3 separate regions of the Homo sapiens genome follow, and all the other regions are linked to region 2. Evidence: chromatin contacts called from ENCODE Hi-C or POLR2A ChIA-PET data. All regions are on one chromosome and are shown on one strand. The core of a region is the stretch at or near the end of the contact, and the rest is flanking DNA. Distances in the headings are between cores, read along the strand shown.

The links. Hi-C counts contacts between places; a loop is a spot of excess contacts on that map. ChIA-PET counts read pairs that join two places held with the same protein, here RNA polymerase II (POLR2A). Pooled maps may share reads with other maps.
Region 1: a loop to region 2 is called in a map of ascending aorta, with 5 times the contacts of the local background. The contact joins the enhancer-like site here to the promoter of MAP6 in region 2. A Hi-C loop is called at or near these places in 12 of 168 maps with a recorded cell type or tissue (A673, Caco-2, IMR-90 and 9 more) and 14 of 50 pooled maps. POLR2A ChIA-PET finds 5 or more read pairs at or near these places in 3 of 52 experiments (OCI-LY7, PC-9 and Panc1).
Region 3: a map of IMR-90 shows a loop between it and region 2 (5-fold over the local background). The contact joins the promoter of MAP6-AS1 here to the promoter of MAP6 in region 2. A Hi-C loop is called at or near these places in 21 of 168 maps with a recorded cell type or tissue (A673, Caco-2, IMR-90 and 15 more) and 25 of 50 pooled maps. POLR2A ChIA-PET finds 5 or more read pairs at or near these places in 8 of 52 experiments (A673, AG04450, GM10248 and 4 more).

The regions. Positions count from the first base shown.
Region 1 is chr11:75,603,135-75,606,955 of GRCh38, reverse strand. MAP6 (microtubule associated protein 6) reads left to right here. Exons shown (of 4, transcript NM_033063.2): 3 at 952-1,148. Among named protein-coding and RNA genes, the nearest start is that of MAP6-AS1, 22 kb to the right of the region's middle. Within about 2 kb of position 2,507, at least 4 of the 41 ENCODE cell types and tissues checked have a DNase peak (open chromatin) inside an H3K27ac peak, as active enhancers do; they include PC-3, ascending aorta and endothelial cell of umbilical vein, where a contact is called at or near this core.
Region 2 is chr11:75,667,320-75,671,024 of GRCh38, reverse strand. MAP6 (microtubule associated protein 6) reads left to right here and starts at 1,987. Exons shown (of 4, transcript NM_033063.2): 1 at 1,987-3,560. The coding sequence starts at 2,656.
Region 3 is chr11:75,581,181-75,584,972 of GRCh38, reverse strand. It overlaps MAP6-AS1 (MAP6 antisense RNA 1), which reads right to left and starts at 1,777. Exons shown (of 2, transcript NR_145823.1): 1 at 1,692-1,777. RefSeq lists an enhancer at 164-743 and silencers at 1,490-1,639, 1,650-1,759.

The DNA.
Region 1 (3,821 bases), core at 1,258-3,757, 65 kb after region 2:
GGAAGGAGGGAAAATGAGGGAAACTAAATCTAGAGATAGATGAGGGGGGTGGCCTATTGAGGGGTCACTTTCAGTGACTCCGAAGTTTCCTGAGAAAGAGCAGGCAAGGCCATCTTCTCCAGATGAAGGGGACAGAGCTAGAGGAGGGAGGTTGGGGAGAGTGGAGTGAGCTTAGAACTGCTGCTCTGGGGAAAATGGTGGAGGAGCCAGGCAGAGAGGAGGAGCAGAGTGCTGGCAGTGGAAAGCCTAGCTGAGACTGGAGATGCCCCCCTGCCCAAAGCATCTCAGCGAGGATGCTTCTCCATATGGGTGAGCCAGCCTAGAGACAGAACAGGGGAAGCCAGCGGGTGCTGCAGCGACCCACCGCCCCAGAACATCTGCATCTTACATCAACAAAGGTTTATTTCTCATTAATATCCATTGTGGGTTGGCTGCCACTCTAACCCTCGTTGCCTCTCCATCTGGGTCTTGGGTGGCAGAGCAGCCTGTCTCTGTGGCAGAGGAAAAGAGAGCACTGGGCAGCACAGGCTGACTCTCAAATTTTCCGCCTGAAGGTGACCCAAGTCACTGCTCACATTTCATTGACTAAAGCAAAATCCTATGCCTGTGGGTGAGTTGAGCAACGTGATGAGGTGTTAACTTCCTACAGGGAGGGGCTCAAATATTGCCCAACAGTGGTATGGCCCACTGCCTGGGGTGGTCGGTGGAAGGCTGGCAGGACAAGGGAGACCACGTGGCCAGTGGGTGCTGCCAAAGTGACGGAACAGGGAGTTCAGACGGGAGATGCCGAATGCCCTAATGTCCTTGGGAACACCTTATGCACTGTGCTCCACCTGAGCCAACCTCTGTCATTACCGTCATTCCTTAATTAACCATATCTTTTCTCTCTAAATTCCTTCCCACGCCCCACCTTTTTGTGTTTCTGTATTTGCGGTCTGTCTCTCCGTACAGGTGGAAAAACCTAGTGTTCAGAGTTCCAAACCAAAAAAGACCTCAGCGAGCCATAAGCCCACGAGGAAGGCCAAAGACAAGCAGGCGGTGTCAGGCCAGGCTGCCAAGAAAAAGAGCGCGGAGGGCCCGAGTACCACCAAGCCAGACGACAAGGAGCAAAGCAAAGAGATGAACAATAAACTGGCTGAGGCGAAAGAGTAAATTTCCCTGCACTTTCCTTTTACTCTTCTCTCTCTCTCCCTCCCCCCAACTTTTTTTTTTTAAACCAACAAACCAAAAAAGGCCACAAAATTAATTAGAGGCTTCTCATCTGCCTTGGTCCTGAGTGTTCCAGGAGCTCTTTGGTTTGGCTTCTTTTGATGGAAGAATCCTGCTTCACAGACTGAGTGGCAGGCCTCCTCCTGAGGGCAGCCCCTGGAGCACCAGGAAGCGTTGCCGCTGGCTGTGCCCTCCCCTGGCACTCTGACTGCATGCTGATGAGCAAGGCAGGCAGGTCTGAGAGGCGAAACGAATCTCCCGGCAGTGCTTGGAAGTGTCTGTGGGGTCTCCTCCTCCCAGATCCCCAAGATCTGTGTCACTGGTCGATTTTGAACTTTAGGTACATGTGTTCTTTTCAAAAATTCAGAGAATCGTCATGTGCCACAGAAGCTCAGCCTGGGCTTCAGCAATTGACAAAATTTGAAGAAATATTAAACAAAAATAACAAAAAAAGAAACAACCTTGGCCTTAATGTCAATAAAAGGGAGTTGTGTCTGTTAAGTGGTCTTTTCATAGAATCGTCCATTAGAAATGTGTGCCTGTGTTTAGCTTCCTATCAGTGGGCTTTAAATTGTATACCGAGTCATAGATACGCCACTGATAACTAAAACTAGATCAGGGCTGGTGAAGAAGGTTAGGTGTTTTAGGTACATTCCAGCTGTCATAGGAAGATCACAGAAATGAGGAGGCTGTTTTCCTCTGATTCTCCTCGGCCGACCACCTGTCCAATGCTGCTGGTTTCGCAGAGCGACCGGTTGGAGATGTCTGAGGAAGAAAGTTCAAGGTGTAGGGATAGTGTGTTTGGAATTTGACTTTCCATTTCTGAGACCCAAGGGGGCGTAGATGTAGTGGCAAGTGTGGCGATGTTTACTCTCCCTTCCTGAACCGCTCTGGTCTGCTCCTCAGAGAGGGCAGCGGTGCCAGGCCTCAGGTCAGGGAGAATGTCTGTGACTTAGCTGCAGACTAGGAGACTGCCCTGCTAACTAATTAGCAAGCAGCTTTGACCTCATTAATATATAAAAGCAGCTCTCAGTATATTCCGTGTCGTGTGTGTGTGTGGCCAAAGCCCCCAAGGGTGGCAAGTGCCACCTTCGCTGTGCTAGAGTTGTGTTGTAGGAATTAGTCAGGGAGTTGTTGTGAAAAAAAAAACCCCAGTGCTTGTGAGGGAACTCAAAATAGTTACCAGAAAAATAATATTTGCCAATATGACGTGTATATTGCTCAGCACACTCTGTATCTCCTGTCCTTAAAATCCTCTTGTCCCCGGCATTCTGACACACTGGGCTGCCGTCCGGTGTCAAGCCCCGGCGCAGGCTTGCTCTTCTTTTACAATGAAAGGGGTGAAGAGTGAGGGTCTCACAGTTCCTTACCTCAAAGTCCCTTTAGGTCCTTCTGGTTTGGAGGAAGTGGAGCCTCCACGAACTCTCTCTTACTCCGACCATTCAGGCAGCAAAGTCTCTGCTTACATCATTTTGGTTGTCACCTTGGGGCTGAGTGAGAAGTCTTTTGTAAATTAATTCGGCGTGTGCTACATGAGCCATAATTATTAACAGAACAGGAATATCAGAAACGAAGTTGTTGATCAGGCCCACTGCGACCTTCCTTTCTATCTCAGGGTTTAAAACTGTGAGGAAGGAGAAGTATGAAGGAAGGTAGAAAATGCTGGTGGGTCTCCGTGTTTATGAGTCACAGATTTTGAAAGCTATCAGGAAATGACTAGAGTGGATCCTGGCACTGATTCCAACTCTTTGCCAGCTAATCTTAACATTTAGCAGAAAGCTCTAGCAACATGATCTTAATTGTATCCAGAGGATTTGCCAATGTATGTTCAGTCTCTCAAGATTTGGCATTAGTCAGACATGTTGATGCTAGCCACAATTTGGATTTCTCCATAGAATAATCATTTATTTTTGCAGATCAAATAAATCAGAGTTTACAATGCACAGGGGATCATTTATTTAGCATTCCCTTGCTAGAAGCCCGTGTGCCAGGCACTGTGCTAGGCGTGGTGGGCAGTATAAAGAAATCTGTCTCCACAGCCACACAACCAGAGGGTGCACATGACTTGATCCCTATGACCAAGTCAAGTTGGTGTTGCCCAAATCGCAGTTTGACATAAGGGTCCCACAGGCTTCCCCACCCCCCGCCCCCACTCACTGCCCCAGGGACCAACTTCCTACCCTCACCCAAGGCTTTAGAGGACCTGTAGCATGTCTTTTTCAACCTGTCAGTATCCCCTTCTGCTTAACACACCCACTGAGAAAACCCTGTTTGTAGTTCACTTTGACTCTTGAATGTGTCACTTTACTGGCAAGAGACTTCCTTTGATTTCTACTGTTTACAAATAAAACTCAGCCAGTCTCATTCTATATCCCAAACGTACTGAATGAAACTGATTTTGGTTCCACAAGCAGTGTTTGGGTGTTGCCTTCCTGAAGGTGACCAAGCTTCCAAAGCTCGTCCCACTGGCCTCTGTACATTTCCCTGTGGTTCTCCGTCCTTCCCTGGCGAGGGAGCTGGGACTGAAGCTTTCCCGCTGTTTCCCTGCCTGCAAAAGCAGCCCCAAGAGCTGCGCATTGGCTTCCCTCAGCAATCTGTCCTGTCTGTGCTCC
Region 2 (3,705 bases), core at 738-3,237:
AGAGGAAATGTACGACCAGATTATGTTCTTTATAAAAATATATCTCCTAACGACTGGAAAACAGCACCAGACATTATTTTATTTATGGAACTCAAATCAAATCACCAAGAGGCAAAGTCCTAAGTAGGAGGAAGTTCAGTAGATAATTGACTAATCAGAGCTGTCTTCTCATCCAATTTGATTCTAGGATTAAAGAAAATCTGTGTTGTGCAACCCATTTATAATCTAAACACATACATGACTTTCTCTCCCTGAAACACCAATGCTCCCAGCTTAACTGATACTGAAAACTCTGCCTATATTGGAGGGGAAAAGAGCTGAAGTCCAGTGGATGTAGCTAGTGGAGGAGTGCAGGAGACATAAATGGAGAGATAGCAAAGACAGAACAAAAGTTACTTGGAGGAACAAGAGGTCTCCTGGAGAAGGTGTCCAAGTGGCTTCTTAGGACACTCCACTTATGGGTCTTCTGGGTGGGCCTTTTGGATACTAATAGCTACCATTTATTGAGCCATTGCCATATGCCAGATGTTGTGGTAAGCATTTTTAGTGCATTATCTCATTTTAATTCTCAGAACAACCTTGCAAGTTCAGTATTGGTACCCCCATTCATAGATGAAACTGAAGGTCAGAAGATTGCAGTGATTTGCCCACTGCCATACAGTTAAGAGCTACAAAAGCCAGGATTTGAATCTCTGCAGATTAGATTTGACTCAAAGCTTCTGCCCTGGGTCCTTCGCTATCCTCACAAAACCACTTTTTTTTTCTTTTTGAGATGGAGTTTTGCTCTTGTCACCCAGGCTGGAGTGCAATGGCACTATCTCGGCTCACTGCAACCTCCACCTCCTAGGTTCAAGCGATTCTCCTGCCTCAGCCTCCTGAGTAGCTGGGATTACAGGCACGCACCATCATGCCCAGCTAATTTTTGTATTTTTAGTAGAGACAGGGTTTCACCATGTTGGCCAGGGTGGTCTTGAACTCCCAACCTCAGGTGATCCACCGGCCTCAGCTTACCAAAGTGCTGGGATTACAAGTGTGAGCCACGACGCCCGGCCCACAAAACCATTTTTGAGGCAGGTAGTATTTCCTCCATTCTACAGATGAGGAGACTGAAACACAGGGATGACTCAACTTGCCCAAGTGGCACAGAGAGTAGCAGAGCCAAACCAGGTCTTTCGGACTTCAAAATCTCTTCTGCTTTGAAGATAGAAGAAGAGCAACGGCGAGGAGTGAGAACGTGCCAGAAGGCCCCTGCAGGCCAGGCACTGCCGTTTCCTAGGGCACAGGTCCTACCTACTCCCAACCTCCACAATTAAGCCACTTTCCAGAATTTTCTTTTCTCTACCTCTGCCCCAGTGTGGCACCTGAACTGAACAGGGACTGGGCGGTTCTTGGGGGAGTCTAAAACATACCTTCGCAAAGATTCCCTAGGAAAGGAACATCCAGGGCACCACCAGCCCTGGTGCTCCCATTCCGACACATCTGAGCAAGGCCTGTGCGTAAGACTGGCAAGTGCTTGAACCAGGAGGCAACCAAACTGGGCTCAAACACAGCCCGCCGGTTTTGACCAATTCCAGCAGCTCCCCTTTTCAAAGCATCTATTCTGGGACAGACATTTCACTAGGAGTTTCCTCCATGTTTTAAAATTTAATAGCACCCCCCCCCCCCATTGGCCCTATTTTACAAAAGAGGAGCCTCCGACTCCTGGGGATGAAGCGACAAGCACAAGGACAGAAAGTCCTCACGAGCTTGGGACTTGAACCCACTACGTCCCCAGATTCTGCTGTTGCCCGGGAGTAGAGGAGGGAGGAGCTGCCAGGGCGGAGGGTGGTGGGGAGGGAAGGCAAGCTCCCAGCAGCGCAAGCTGACGACAGCAGGTGTTTTTGTTTTGTTTTGTTTTTTTCTGCAGCACTCTTTCAGTCAGCATCGTTCCTGGATTTTTTTCTCACTGCTGAGCAGCATAAAAGGGTGGGGCCGCTTCCCTGCAGCAGAGGCAGAGGCGGCGGCGGCAGCGGCTGCAGCATCATTCGCGGGCAGCGGCGGAGACCGAGAGCTGCAGAAAAGGGTGGGGTCGCTTCCCAGGAGAAGAGGCGGTGGCGGCGGCGGCTGCGGCATCCTCGCGGGCAGCGGCGGAGGCAGCAATGCTCGGTCTCCGCTGGAGGTGATGGCCTCCCAGCCCTGCTAGGTGGCCGGCTGCACTAGGACGCCGGCAGGAAGGAGACTCGAGCCCGGTCCGCGGACCCTGCGGCCACACCGCCCGGCCCCTCCTCTGCGCCATGGCTTAAGCCTGTAGCCACCTCTCCTCACGTCGCCTCGCTCGACCGAGGTCTGTGCGCCGCCGCAGCCGCAGGGAGGGGCGCGTCCCAGACACCCTCGCCGGGGACTCGGGAACGCCGTGCGTCTCACCCTTCGGCGCTCGCAGCAGACTGCGCTCCCAAAGGCGTTTGCGACCGGTAATCGAGGGACTCTACAGACTCTCCTAGGACAGCTCTCCCCGGGTGCTCGCTGAGGGAGGAGGGCGAACTAGCTCCGGCTGATCGGGGGTAGAAAACGGTGGGAACCACATTGGCCGGTCAGGATCGGAGGCTGAAGGAAGATTATAGAGACTTGCTTTAGAACCACAAGAAGAAAGAGGAGGCCGGCTTTTCAGCTAGCATCATGGCGTGGCCGTGCATCACGAGGGCCTGCTGCATCGCCCGCTTCTGGAACCAGTTGGACAAAGCGGACATCGCTGTGCCGCTGGTTTTCACCAAGTACTCGGAGGCCACCGAGCACCCGGGCGCCCCGCCGCAGCCACCGCCGCCGCAGCAGCAGGCGCAGCCGGCGCTCGCGCCCCCCTCGGCGCGCGCGGTTGCCATAGAGACGCAGCCAGCCCAGGGCGAGTTGGATGCAGTTGCCCGGGCAACGGGGCCAGCGCCTGGGCCTACCGGCGAGCGCGAGCCGGCGGCGGGCCCCGGCCGGAGCGGGCCGGGCCCGGGCCTGGGCTCCGGCTCCACCTCCGGCCCCGCGGACTCGGTGATGCGGCAGGATTACCGAGCCTGGAAGGTGCAGCGGCCCGAGCCCAGCTGCCGGCCGCGCAGCGAATACCAGCCCTCCGACGCTCCCTTCGAGCGCGAGACCCAGTACCAGAAGGACTTCCGCGCCTGGCCGCTGCCGCGCCGCGGGGACCACCCGTGGATCCCCAAGCCCGTGCAGATCTCTGCGGCCTCCCAGGCGTCGGCGCCCATTCTCGGGGCGCCCAAGCGCCGGCCGCAGAGCCAGGAGCGCTGGCCAGTGCAGGCCGCCGCTGAGGCCCGGGAGCAGGAGGCGGCCCCCGGCGGAGCGGGTGGCCTGGCGGCCGGAAAGGCGTCCGGGGCGGACGAGCGCGACACGCGCAGGAAGGCCGGGCCTGCCTGGATTGTGCGCCGCGCCGAGGGCCTGGGGCACGAGCAGACGCCGCTGCCCGCGGCCCAGGCCCAGGTCCAGGCCACCGGCCCCGAGGCTGGCAGGGGGCGCGCCGCGGCGGACGCCCTCAACCGGCAAATCCGCGAGGAGGTGGCGAGTGCAGTGAGCAGCTCCTACAGGTGAGACGCGGCCGCTGCTAGCGCGGGGGAGTCACCACGCAGACCCTCCCCGCGGGCTGCCCGGGGCCCAGGATCCCCAGCGCAGGCCTAGCGTGCAGCCTCCCTCCAGTCCCAGGCCACACCCTCTCCCCAGCCGCCTCCCAGG
Region 3 (3,792 bases), core at 528-3,027, 86 kb after region 2:
ACAAGGCCACATTGAGGCTAAAGAATTGCGTGTGAAGGTCGGGCTCGATGGCTCACGGCTGTAATCCCAGGACTTTGGGAGGCCGAGGTGGGTGGATTATTTGAGGTCAGGAGTTCAAGAGCAGCCTGACCAACATGGTGAAACCCTGTCTCTACTAAATATACCAAAATTAGCTGGGTGTAGTGGCAGGCACCTGTAATCCCAGCTACTTGGGAGGCTAAGGCACGAGAATCGCTTGAACCTGGGAGGCAGAGATTGCAGTGAGCTGAGATCTAGCCACTGCACTCCAGCCCGGGCGATAGAGCGAGACTCTGTCTCAAAAAAAAAAATCGCATGTGGACACCTTCCTCCTCCTCCCAGTCCTTCCTCTGACCCACACACCAGGTCCCATGACACACACGTTTCCACAGGCCAAGCGAACCGTGGCGCCATCTCTGAGAAGCAGAACAAGGTTTCCCTGAGGGCCTCCGAGACACCCGGGGGCAGATGTCCAGGCCACTGGCTACCAAGGCTTGACCTCTGAAGAGACGTCTGGAAACAGGGCCTGGTAGTCAGCTGCCCTGGGGCTGGGGGGAGGATGGTCACAAGCCCCACATGAAGGACGCTGCGCTCCCTCAGAGAGTGTCAGAATGGAAAGAGATGTGGGTCCTGTTCCAAGCGTTGCGGACTTAAGAGGTCAGAGAGAATCGCCCAGAAAAAGTTCAGAGGGGCTGGCCCGGAGCTGTAAGGAGGAACCAGGGAACTGTGGTGCCCGGAGTGATTCAATCAGGAGACAGTGAGGCCGGGTCGAAAGCTGGGAGGGCCGGCGCAGATGAGGACTGAGGGGTGGCCGCTAGATCTGGCAGTTTCTGCTATGAGCCCAGAGCCAGCCCCTCAACATCTTCATTTGCAAGCCGGTCCTGACGCACAGAGCAGCGCCTCTGAGCTGCAGGCCTTCCCAGCTCAGTCCAGTCCAGCCCTCCACTACCCAGAAAGAAGGCCCAGTGCGGGAGGAGGGGCTCTGGGTCCCCATCTTGGGGTGGGGCAGGGAGGGCGGGGGCGCACCCGACTCTCCTGGCCCTTCTTACAAGCAGGCTTCACTCGAGGCCTAGCTCCTCCCTGCGGCAGCCACTTCCCAGTCTCCCGCGGCGTCCCCTTCCCCACCTCTCCCTCCTCCCTCCTCTCCTTCTTCCTCCCAGCTGCGGGAACTCACAAAGCAGGGGCGACCGCAACCCCGCAGTCCGCGGGCTCCCGCGCCCCTGCTGCAGCCGCCCGGGGAGGGGAGAGGACGGCCCCGCGGCGCCGCAGAAAGGGCGCCCCTACGCCGCGAGGGGCAGGGAGTCGGGGGGTCTCTGGAATGGGAGGCTCCCCACCCGGCCCAGAGGCAAAGGCGACCCGCTGAAACTGGATGGGCCGGCGGCGGAACTCCGACCCGAGAGTCCCACTCCGAAGATGCCCAGGCTCGGGAGGGCGTCTCCGCCCACAGAGCCCCGCTACCAGGGCTCTCGGCTCGGAAACAGCAGCCCCCGTCCCCGCGCACTCGCACAGCCCCCCGCCTGCAGGCTCATCTCCGGCCCCGCCCCGGGCTCCGGGCTCCGCCGCCCGTGCAGCCTGGCCCCGCGAGACCTCGGGACGCGGGATCGGGCCGGTGGGAAGGATAGTGCCCTGGCGAGGGTGGGCGAAAGAGGCCCCGGTATCTGCGCTCTGCCTACCCGCTTTGGGCCGCTAGAAGGCCTGGCTGGGAGACCCTTTCCGGGAGCTGGGCCGAGGCCTCTCTGGAGTCCCCGGTGGCTGGTCTGGGGAAAGGCCGCGATGTTAGTCCTCACACAATGGACCCCACCCGTGATACCTGCCGACGCCCCACACGGCCTAGGCACCTTGTGCCATATTGGGGGAGCGGGGAGACGGTCTATGTGGACAAGGGACAGGAGCCAACTCGGACTGGAGCGACACTTTCGGGAGTCTGTGCCGCTGAGTGGATGGATGGTCTAGAGGAAGTGGGTGGGAATGCACTCGGGTTGACCCAGTTCTCAGCCAGAAACCGGGAAATCCTTTTCAGTACCAGTCTCCGACCCTCAGCTTCCAAACTATCAGTAAGACCTGCCTGGCCTTCCTGCTAAATAGCAAATTTGCCCACTTTTCACTATCTCTATGGCCACCCCCTCTTACCTCACCCATCTCACAATTTGTAATTCAGTCTATGCATCACAGCATGGCACTCAGGTGTAAGAAATGCCACGTCTTTATTTTGGTAAATCTAATTAAATAGACTGGGAGCCCCCTTCTCTCGTTGCCACGGTTGACAGGAAATCTGATATTAGTCATTTTCCTGGAGCCTCATCCTGTCTTTGGGGCTTATCACAATTCCAGGAGGTTCAGGCCATCCTGAGAAGAATCACTATGGCTTCCCTGAGCCCAAGCCGGGGGGCTGGCAGCCCCTCTCCCTCTCCCTAGGGCTTGGCTGGGGACCTCCCAAAGCCTGCCCAGGTTGTGGTATTTCTGCCCAGTTTGCCCAGGCATTCCTATAGCTTCCACATCTGAGCCCATCCCTCAGAGGCCCTGCAACCCAGCCCGCAGGCGCGTGGCCCTTTCTGCACACCTTCATTCCCGGAGGGAAGCCACTCCATCCCTCATCCATCAAAGCACCTGCACTTTCACTCCCTCTCCACCTTGGGCCATCAGTTCAACATCCTCTGCTGGGTGTGGTGGTGCATGCCTGTAGTTCCAGCTATTTCGGAGGCTGAGGCTTGAACCCAGGAGCTCAAGGCTGCAGTGAGCTCTGATCATTCTACTGTGCTCAAGAGCCCATCTCTTGAAGTGGGGGGAAAAGGGGAAAAATCCTCTACGGCGTTTATTCTGGTTCTGGGTGGGCCAGGGCTTCACTGTTTTACATTCCCACCCACAGTGTAGGAGGGTTCCAGTTTCTCCACATCCTTACCAACACTTGTTATTGTCCATCTTTTTCATGTAGCAGTAATTTCTTTGGCTTGTTCCAGAATCTTACATTTTTTTCTTACATAAAAATTGGTATCTAATAAATATGAGTAGATCTCTATTGTTGTGTGGATTAATGGGAATCCAGGAAACAGCTTGTTTTGGCAGGAGGATGGACTCAATTTGGTGTCCAGACTTCTGGACATGGTGGTCTGAGACTGGGAAAAGGGTCTGAGCTGAAGGCGGAGATGCAGACCTCATTGAAATGTGAGCCTCGCCAACCCACAGAAGGTAAAAAGGCTATGAGAGAGGGTGAGTTTACCCAGCAGGAGTGTGGAAAGCGAGAGACGGATGGGGTCAGGTCAGAGCGCTGGGAAACACCCACATTCAGGGGACAGGCAAAAGAAGGAGCCCCCAAGTGGAGGCTGCCCTAAAGCAGCAGAGGAGTCAGAAGAAAACTAGAAAGGAATGTCACCTTGGGGAAGACATCAAGGATGAAGAGTTAACAGGGTTAGAGACCATAACGGCTTCCCTGCAATATGGATTTAGAATCTGTTGAACAAAATGGGCAAAATGTCGTTACATATTGAAGTTTTGTGATGGGTACTATTATTTATTTATTTTGAGATGGAGTCTCACTCTGTCGGCCAGGCTGGAGTGTGGTAGTGAAATCTCCGCTCACTGCAACCTCCGCTTCCCAGGTTCAAGTGATTCTCCTGTCTCAGCCTCCCGAGTAGCTGGGACTACAGGCGCACACCACCACGCCTAGCTAATTTTTGTATTTTTAGCAGAAACAGGATTTCACCATGTTGGTCAGGCTGGTCTTGAACTCCTGACCTCAGGATCTGCCCGCCTCAGCCTCCCAAAGTGCTGGGATTA